3 separate regions of the Mus musculus genome follow, and all the other regions are linked to region 3. Evidence: chromatin contacts called from ENCODE Hi-C or POLR2A ChIA-PET data. All regions are on one chromosome and are shown on one strand. Each heading gives the region's core, a stretch centred on a gene start or an enhancer-like site at or near the end of the contact. The rest is flanking DNA. Distances are from core to core; before and after follow the strand shown.

What was found. Hi-C counts contacts between places; a loop is a spot of excess contacts on that map. ChIA-PET counts read pairs that join two places held with the same protein, here RNA polymerase II (POLR2A).
Region 1: a loop to region 3 is called in a map of regulatory T cell, with 4 times the contacts of the local background. The contact joins the promoter of Eefsec here to the promoter of Abtb1 in region 3. A Hi-C loop is called at or near these places in 2 of 37 maps with a recorded cell type or tissue (T-helper 17 cell and regulatory T cell).
Region 2: a map of left cerebral cortex shows a loop between it and region 3 (9-fold over the local background). The contact joins the promoter of Sec61a1 here to the promoter of Abtb1 in region 3. A Hi-C loop is called at or near these places in 1 of 37 maps with a recorded cell type or tissue (left cerebral cortex). POLR2A ChIA-PET finds 5 or more read pairs at or near these places in 4 of 5 experiments (Patski and embryonic stem cell).

What each region holds. Positions count from the first base shown.
Region 1 is chr6:88,445,175-88,448,101 of GRCm38, forward strand. Eefsec (eukaryotic elongation factor, selenocysteine-tRNA-specific) reads right to left here and starts at 1,365. Exons shown (of 7, transcript NM_023060.3): 1 at 1,032-1,365. The coding sequence starts at 1,305.
Region 2 is chr6:88,517,501-88,520,860 of GRCm38, forward strand. Sec61a1 (Sec61 alpha 1 subunit (S. cerevisiae)) reads right to left here and starts at 1,300. Exons shown (of 12, transcript NM_016906.4): 1 at 1,186-1,300; 2 at 871-938. The coding sequence starts at 1,192.
Region 3 is chr6:88,840,496-88,843,853 of GRCm38, forward strand. Abtb1 (ankyrin repeat and BTB (POZ) domain containing 1) reads right to left here and starts at 1,440. Exons shown (of 12, transcript NM_030251.3): 1 at 1,274-1,440; 2 at 343-405; 3 at 215-270. The coding sequence starts at 1,329. Podxl2 (podocalyxin-like 2) reads right to left here. Exons shown (of 8, transcript NM_001347327.2): 7 at 3,012-3,191; 8 at 2,062-2,481. The coding sequence ends at 2,272. It overlaps Gm15612 (predicted gene 15612), which reads left to right and starts at 2,359. Exons shown (of 3, transcript NR_045880.1): 1 at 2,359-2,601; 2 at 2,986-3,358.

The DNA.
Region 1 (2,927 bases), core at 115-2,614, 400 kb before region 3:
CCCAGGGCAAGCGGAGAAGCAGGAAATGGGTCACTGGAGCTACAGCAGGTAGACTCAGCCACACCTCCTTTTGTGCTGGGTGCTTACAAACAGGTTATGGGGTTCTGTTCTTAGATTTAAGTGTAGTTAAATGGGTTTGCAAAAGGAATTTAAAAAGACATAGCAACAGTTTCCTGTAGACGAATGGGAGGGGTCACGCTGAGCAAGGAAGGGAGGTTACAAGACCTTTTATTTATAATGGCCTATTCCTAAGTGGCCTGTAATTAAAGACTAATTAAGTGGTACAGATCCTAGAAGCAGATTTTAGCAGTGCCCATCATGACTGAAAACACGCAGGCCCTTTGCCTTAGCTAGTTCACACATAACTTATCCTGTTACACTAGTGCACATCCCAAAACCTTCTGGGCTAGAGTTATTCACTGCATTATGAATAGCAGCCAACTCTGGGAAAGTCACGAGGGTCAGTCAAGAAAATGTTGGTATAAAAGTACAAAGGAACTTTATGTGTAGATATAGTCTCCAGACAGTGATGGTTTGTGTATAAAGGGGACTGGGGGATGAGATCCTGAGAGAGCCTAGAGCACTTGCCTCTTATCAAGGCACTAGGCTCTACCCACTACCCCAACCGACCACAAGTAGTACAACAGAAGGAAAAAAACAGGATCTTTCATTTCTGCACCTTGTCTGCGTTTCTGTGTATGTTTCCTGAAACCATCCATACACACAGGAAACTGAGAGCAGTGTTTGGGACAGAGAACCAGGAGACCAAAGGACAGGTACGTGGTGACTTTTTTTTTTTTTTTTTTTGAAACTTGTATACACCCTTTTTGCAGGGTTTGTTTCTTTGGATCATTTTTCTAGGAAAGCATCTCGGTGCACGGCAGTGAAGGTGAGAACTGTGTCCGCGTCTGCGGGCTGTGAGTTCGAGACCACAAGCCTTCCGGGCTGGTGGCCAGGCCTAGGCTGTCAGGCCGCCATCCATCCCGCGAGCTCGGACCCCGAGCCCGGCTCCCGCCCCGGCCCGCGCTCACCGCCAATGATGGTCCGGATGAGGGAGGCGTGCCCGGGGCAGTCGACCAGTGTGACCTGCAGCAGCGTGTCGCTAGAACCGGGTTCTGCCCCCGGCAGCGGCACGACAAAACAGGAGAAGCCCAGGTCGAGCGTTATGCCGCGCTCGCGGCTCTGCGGCTGCTTGTCGAAGGCAGCAGTGGAGGCCGTGGTGCTCAGCGCGCGCGCCAGCGCTGTTTTGCCACTGTCGATGTGACCCAGCACGCCCACATTCACATTTACCCGCCGGCCGGCCATCCCGCCGCTGCCTCTCACGCCGTCGCCTGAGCGCCAGCCCCGCGGTCCGCCTGCTAAGCCGCACCCCCCCGCAACCCGCGCTGAGCGCACCGGTTCCGGCACGGAAGCTTCCGCCCTCGGGCGCCCACAGCCCTATGGCAGAGCGCACACAGGGCGGGACAAGAGCCGGCCTGCTACCTGGGTTTGCTGTCATCCGGCTCCCCACGCCACAAAGTCTCGCCAGTCTGAGATTAGGGATTCCTCCTTCCATCCATTCATCCATCCATGCATCCATCCATCCATCTCACCATCTATCCATCCATTCTTCCTTCCCTCCCTCCTTTCATCATTCCACTCACCCAGTCCATCCACACATCCCTTCCTCTATCCCTCCATACACACTCATCCATCCGTCCATTCATTTCTGTCAGCCTTTATTTTTTTGTTTGTTTGTTTGTTTGTTTTTTGTTTTTTTCAAGACAGGGTTTCTCTGTATAGTCTTGGCTGTCCTGGAACTCACTTTGTAGACCAGGCTGGCCTTGAACTCAGAAATCCGCCTGTCTCTGCCTCCCAAGTGCGCCACCACCGCCCGGCTGTCAGCCTTTATTAAGTGCAGACTGTATACACTTTACTGGGATGTGGTGATCGACATTATTTGCTGTGAAAACAGGAGTAAGTAAAACCCAAGACCAGTTGCCAAGCCAGACTATCTGGAAAGGACAGAGATGGGAAGGCGGGGAGCCTAGTGAGGAAGATACCCTCAAGGACTGTCACTAGACGTCCAGTGCAGACTGAGAATTGACCATCAGAAACCTGGAAGCACTGTGAAAAGAGGAAGAGGTCCTCGTTGATTCAGGGGAGGGGAGGTGGGGGTGGGGACGGGACAAAAACCTCACTTTGAAGTCTAGGCTGCCATGAGGAGCTGCAACTTAACTGTTGTGTATGAACTTGAATGTGTCGTGAGTGCTATACCAACCAGCCTCTGTAACCCCCTTCAGGCATTGAAAGGTGCCTAGAACCATGAAAGAGGTCACAAGCCTAAGTGGTTGCTCTGGCAAAGGATAAAAGCCTAGGAAAAGAAGGGACTTGGGGCCTCACAGGGGAGGAATGGCACTGGAGAGCTGAATGGCACTGCTCTCATGTAAAGGGGGTGGGGCTTGCTGGCCCAACATTCCCAGCCTTCCTTTTTCTAGGGCAGGAGGGGTTGCGGTTTGCAAGTGAATTGGTTTACACGGGCTTGTGTGCTAAATGCTTGGGCCCCAGCTGGTGGTCTGTCTTATGAGATGAAGCTTAGCAGAAGGCAGTAGTCGCTTCCTGTCCACCATGAAATGAGTAGTTCAGTCAGGCTGCTCCGTTCTGCTGTCACCAGGACAATATACTGCTGTGCTGCCACAGGCTAGGGGGATCAAGCCCAAGAGACCATGCACTGAAATCTCTAAAACCATGAAGTCAAACTAAAGTCTCTTTCTCTCTTTGTCTGTGTAGCTGTTTCATCACAATGATGCAGCCTAACATAAAGCCTGACTTCAGAGTGCTGACAAATATTTTAGCCTTTGTTGATAAAAAATTCCCTCCTGAGGGGAGTAGCAAATGACATCTACCCACTCTTCCTAAGGTTCCAAGGACAAACCAAAAAGGCAGTA
Region 2 (3,360 bases), core at 50-2,549, 320 kb before region 3:
TTGCATAGAACTATGGAAAGTAAAAACTAAATTAGAAGCACAAAGTATCCATGTGAATGCCAACTACAAATGCCAGATGTGAATATATGACAGTCTGAAAAAAAAAAAAAAACCCAAAATACCAAAAAAAACAAAACAAAACAAAAAAAACCCCAAAACCAAAACCAAAAAAAACACCAAAAACCAAACCAGGAACACAAAGTAGATTTACTGTTTTCTGAGCCCATGGGCCTGGACTTTCCTTCACCGGGCACTCTCACACTAGGAACATTTATTCTTGGGCCGAAGCTGCCTGCCACAGAAATTCTGATTAAGATTCACATTAAGCATTAAGGTGCTACAGTTCTCTCCTTCCTTGTTTTAGAGCACCTGCTGTCAATGGCAGCAGACTTCACTAGTGCATGTAAACTCGATGCTGGGGCAGCATACATTCAAATAAAAACCACAAACACGTTCATATCGATTACACGACTCGATTTTTCCTTTGGAAACCAGATACCGAAGTCACCTCCCACACGAAACAAACACCCCATCATCTGCTCCTGCTGGAGGTGAAGAACGGAGGGTAACTCAATCTGGGATCCTAACTGAGGTCTTAATCAATCACTGCTCAGACCCACTTTCGGACTAGGCAAACCTGAGGCTTTGTTAACCACTATCCACTAAAGATGCTCCTAACGAGACAAGGTGTTGGGAGAATTCCCACACAACCGGGTCACCTTTCAACGGCTCCCGTGAGTATCCCAGCACACACAGCTACACTCCAGAGGGGCAGTTTTCACTCGGTGTGCTGAGGCCATTTTTAATTGTACTGTAAACTCCCAGCGCCCAATTTTGCAAGTCTTCTTTGACCACCATCTGGGGACTTACCTTTCTCTCTGGCTTCTGAATTTCCGGCAAGATGACACAGAATGGCTTGATGACTTCCAGAAATTTGACTTTGATGGAAGAAACAGAAAGAGAAGGAGTTAGGTACGGAGTAACTTGAGGGCACCTGAGGGAGCCCGGCACGATGAGAGCCGGGCGTGGGCGTGCGGGGACCCAGAAGGCTCGGTCTAGGGGCGCGGGAACGAGTCCCCCAGGCAGGCCGCGTTCCGCCAGGATCGGGAAGCACGGCGGGCGAGCGCCCAAACGGGGAAAGGCGACGCATCCTGGCTGCGCCGGGGTGGCCCCCAGGAAACTCACTCGCCATGGCGGCGGCTGATCCGACTACACGCCCGGCCCCGACTGCGCTCCACTTCGAGTGAGGAGGCGCTGCTAGCTCCGGAGCGCGCTTCCTCGACCGAGAGACACGTCAGTGATAGCCCGGCGGCGAGCGGCGCGGCGAGGCGGGGCCGGGGATGGGCCACCGGCCGCTTCCGCTTCCTGCCACGCGCGCCCGCCGCGCCGCCTGCGCCAAGACCACAACTCCCGGCATGCAGCAGGAGCAGAGAGGCTGTCGGGAAGACGACTGTCGGGCCACACCGGAACTGGGCGTGTGCAGCTGCGCAGACTCTCCCGGAAGTGAGGGCCAAATCAGCCCTTGTTACTAGTGGACGCTTCGTGGTGGTGTTGGCCCTACGAAGCAGGCGATTCGGCTTTCCGTGTCGGTGGCCCTCAGTACCAGTGATAGCATGTCGCGACCCAGTAGGCCTCAGCTGCTGCTCGTCACGCACGACAGAGCAGCAGTGTGCTGAATCCTACCCTGCATGGCTTACCCTACCCTACAATACCCTCCTGGGTGCTGTAGGCTGCCTCCAAGGATGTCTGAGCTCATGCATTTGAGGACGTTCGGCAAAGGCCGGGTCTGGCGGCTCTGGGTGGGCTTTGGCGCAGCGCATTCCAAGAAGGCCTTTGGAACTGGAGAGTTAGGAGAGATGAAGAAACCGAGCCAAGCCTTGCAGCCCCATATCTTCAGGGAAAAGAATACATCTGGGCTGGAGGAAAGGGTGTGCGAAGGGGACTGGGCAAGGTGGGGCAACATGAAACTTACTCTTTAGTGGGATCTCTGATCTCAGTGCTGTGTGCTGTCTGAAATCGACTTCTTGCTGTGCACCCTGAGTGCTGAGTTTCATGCAGCCAAGTCCTGACTTCAACGGAGAGGTTTGCTGTGGCCACGTCCTTAGAAACATTCTAGACAGCCAGCCCCATGTCATTGATAGGACATTTATATTTAATTTGGCATTAAGTTGCATGTGCGTACACAAATATAGATGGGTTTAGGGGAAAGCACTAAGTCAATATACTTAGCACAATGTGAGGTTTTTGTTTTCGATTCTTTAAGCTAGGTCTCTAGGTAGCCCTCGATACCACTATGTAGACTAGGCTGGCTTCAGATTCACAGAGATCCCACCTGACTGCTCTGAGTGCTGGGACTAGCCGTGCATGTGCCACCACAGCAGGCCACAATGTGAGGTTTTTGAAACAGAGGTGCAGTGTTTTTGCATGTACACATTTTAAAGATTTAATTATTAAATATTAGAGACAGATGCCTAAAGAGACAATAAAATCTAAATGAAGTTTTGATTAAGTATTTCTTTGAGATTTATTTTTATTGTTTCTGTGCTCACGTAAGTATGATAACAGGTGCCCTTTGAAGGTAGAAGAGGGAGCCACCTGTCATGGGTATTGAGAACTGAACTCAGGTCCTCTGGAAGAAAAGCAAGCGATCTTAACCGCTGAGCCATCTCTCTGAACCCCTGACAATGGTATTTTAAAATGCAATAAACATGAATTGTCTTAGTCTTCAGGACAATGAAGAAGTTAAAATAGTAATGGATTCCAGACCTCCACTTGGTTTGATACTCACAAAATCTGTATTTTACAAAACGAAGTTCTGGAATAAAAATTGGAGCATCTTATGTTGGCATAGGCTATAAAAAGTTGAGTACAAAAGTTTTGTTGAAAAGTGAAAGTAGGTGGCCAGAGAGGTGGCTCAGCAGTTAGGACGACCCAGGTTCAAGTCCCAGCACACACACTCAGCACAGCTCACAGCCGTCTGTAATTTCTTCTTTTCTTTTTTAAAGGTTTATTTACTTAATATATATAATGAGTATGGGCATCAGATCTCATTATGGATGGTTGTGAGCCACCATGTGGTTGTTGGACCTTTGGAAGAGCAGTCAGCGCTCTTACCTGCTGAGCCATCTCTCCAGGCCCCACACCTCCATCCCCCCAATCCCCATCGGTAACTTCAGTTCCAGGTGATCTGACACCTCACACAGTTATACACAGAGGCAGAACACCAATGCACATAAGATTTAAAAAGAAGAAAAGTGAGAGTAGAGCTGAGACTAACTCGCGTGTCGGCAAACTCCTTGTCTGATGTGTGAGGTCCCAGGCTCAGTGCTCCCAAACATAACACCTACCACAAAGATTACA
Region 3 (3,358 bases), core at 190-2,689:
ATGGAGATCAGAGAGTCAGTTTAGCAGACCAATGGTGGTACAGTACAGGAGACAGCCCCAGAACTGGCCTGGGTGTCAAGGGTAACGTGAGAAAGTGGATAGAGGGTTAGAGAGTACTATGTGTTGACTTTAGGGAGTTAACAAGAAATCAAGGGTGCATACAAACATGGAGCAAGGTCTCAGAGCTTACAGGCAGACCCTGACCCTCTCTCACCATTAGCCAACAGGTAGCGCACCAACTCCTCATGCCCACAGAGGCAGGCATAGTACCTAGGAAAGGGGGAAGCTGTCAGTAGGGTAGGCCCACCCTGCCCACCCAGCTACCCCACCGCTCACACTCACAAAGGGGTGCTGTCCCACTTATCCCGCACGTTCACCTCCACGTCTCGCTGCTCCAGCAGGTACCTGGGCAGGAAGTTCAAAGCCTGGGTCAGAATTGCTTCTCATCTGGGAGAGAGACAACCAGGAAGGGGAAGGAGGCCACATCTCTCTGGGCTAGGGAATGCCTCTGAGAAGGGTAAGGCCTGGGACTACACAGGTCTGCAAGGGTCTGCAACTGTGAGTTGGGTGATGGCTTCATGGACAGAGGCCAAGCCCCAGGTTCAGAAGGCTGAGAATTTGGTCTTTTAATATCTGGGAGAGAGAAGGTGATGGGGCCCCTAATTCAGCCTGGGGAGCCAATGGCAGGGAAGTCAGAAGAAAGCTGATGCAGGCACTGGGGGCGGGGAAGGAGGGGAACAGAACAGATCTATGGAAGAAGTGGAAAAAACAATTGATAAAATGTTGAGGAGAAGAGGTCATGAACCAGAAAGCGATCACTGGGACATGGCAGCCCAAGGAGGCTATCTGAGGCAAGACCTGAACTCTCAGAGCTGCATTCAAATTGAGGGACGGATCATTAACTCTGAGGTGGCATCTGGTGTCGGAGAGAGCTGCAGCTTGGTCACATCTGTTGAGGACCAGGGGACTTGGAAGGAAGGGCCATGGGAGAAAGGAGTCTATCAAAGAAAAGGGTCAGGATCCTTCTCTTCCCTGCCTGCCCACGGAGATCACGGTCTCGGCGCCAGGCTGGTAACTGGCTGCACCAGCGGCGCCTGCGCCTCTTGGAACCTCCACGGAGAGGAGTCGTTTCCCTGCACCGAGCTAAGTAAGGGACCTAGAGCCCGATCTCCCTGACTCGGTCAGCTTCGGGAGCCCCACGGCGCCCAACCCCACACCCGTGCCCGATAAGCCCTGCGGACGCCTGCCCGCCTCCTGCACTTCAGGTTCTCACCGCACACGGCCCACGTCCCCTTTCCTGCAGCTGGCAAACAAGTCGCTGGTATCCATGGCGAAAGAGACTGGACCCCCGGCCGAGTGATCTCGGGAGTCGTCTGTGCCCGGCCGGATGTAAACACTCACCGCCCCGCCCCTCGCGGCACGGCCTAGCTATGCCCGCCTGCGACTCCGCAGCGGCGCCTGCCGCCCGGAGGACCGTCCGGCCCGAACCCCGCCCTCGCATCCAGAAGGCCGCTCCCCAAGGCCGCACCCAGTAACCTTAACCACGCCCACTTAGCCTCTGGGGACTTCTAGCCTTCACCCCGCCCACCCGTCTAGAGGACAACTCAATTCCCCCAGGTTCCGCCCACTCGCCCGAAGAATAGCTCACTACCAAGACCCCGCCTCCTCAGAAGAGCTTCACCGGAAGAGCAGTTCGCTGCAGGCCCCGCCCACATTTCTTGGGATCCGTTCTGAAAACAGCACCTCCCACAGGCTTGGAACGCTTGTCAGTCCTGAGTCTAGCTCGGTTCAGGTCCCGCACATCAGGCCGAGGCCTCGCCCACCAGGACTTTTCCCAGCCTACTTCAGGCTCAGCCCACCCGGCCTGGTTCCACCCAGATGACCTTATACTCCCTACCCTCCGCCCACATATCCCTAACCACGCCCACAAACTCCATGAAATTCCCAGCCCACCCGTCCTTGGCCACGCCCAGCCAGCCTCCCTTGCCCCACCTACTCCTCCAGGCCCATCCCACCCACTCCCCGGAGTGCAGCCCTCGGAAGGCAAAAAACAGGCGTGGAGGCGGAGCGGCCCGCGCGTCTTAGCGGCTTTAATGGAGTCCTGGCGCGGGGAGCGCGCTGGCCTCGGGCAAGCGCTCGGGGCCGGGCAGGGCGGGGTGGGAGCTGCGCCGCGGTCGCCTGCTGCGGTGGGGAAGCATAGTGGTCCGCGTGGAGGACCGGGAGGGGCGCGGGGCCGTGGCGTCGGGCAGTCTCGCGCCCGTGGCCCGGCGCTCACAGGTGAGTGTCCTCCTCGAACACGTCCGAGTCCTCAGGGTCGCGTTTGCTGCCCATGAGCGCGCTCCAGCTGCTCGGGCCGTTGATGGCCCCACCGTTCAGGCTGGGCTGCTTCTCCTGCATCTCCGACTGGCTGTCGCTGGCCACGTCCAGCGTGGGATTGTCGTGGCAGCCGTTCTCCACGAAGCGCAGCTCCTCACCGTGCGACTGCAGCAGCAGGAGAGAGCGCTAGGCGCGCACAGTGGTTGGCCACGCCAAGCCCCCAGGGTACTACTCCCTTGGGGCCCAGGATACAAGTGCCTGCAACTCAAACCTAAACCTCTGCAGGTAAACCCTGTGACCCCCTTGGTGTCACTTGATCCCTTCCAACAGCGCATTATACATGAGACAGCCCACTCAAAGCATACGAGATAGGGCAGAATGTGCAGGGCCTGCCCCCTTTCTCTTGTGCAGGTTGCAGGAGCCTTTGGCTTCTAGGACTGAGGGGAGCAGCTGCTCTCAAGCCTTGCAGAATGGGGCACTGGGGTTAGGAAGAGCTGGAGGAGAGGAGGGATCCCTTGGTGAGACTTAACTCCCCCTCACTGTGTATCTCCTCGAAGACCAGGCTCAGAGAGGGTAGATGGTGGCACTGAGCACAACTGAGTTGGTACAGGTTTCTAGGTGAGGCTCTTGGGTAGCACTGGGTGATACTAGCCACACTCTGCCCTACAGTCCTAAGCCCTCCCTGGCCTACTCACCACGTGTTTGAGCTTGGGCATCCGGCGCTGCCAACAATTGTAGAGTAGGCCAAGCACAATGATGATGAAGCAGATGACACCAATGATCACCAGCACTACAAAGAGCGTCCCGTAGTCACTGCGCACCTGGGTGGCTCGTGCCTGGCAGCTGCTGGTGGTGGAGTAGTTCTGGATGCCAATCTAAGAGTGGGGGTATCAGGAAAGCCCTAAGAGCTAACATTCCAAGGGTGAGTTAGAGCCCCTGACAGCCCTGGGGCCTGGACCTGCATAGAGGGGCATACCATTCTGTCCCTACTGGTTCATCCAAGAACACTTCCAAGCCTCTCCCAGGGTCCACATTCTTGGCT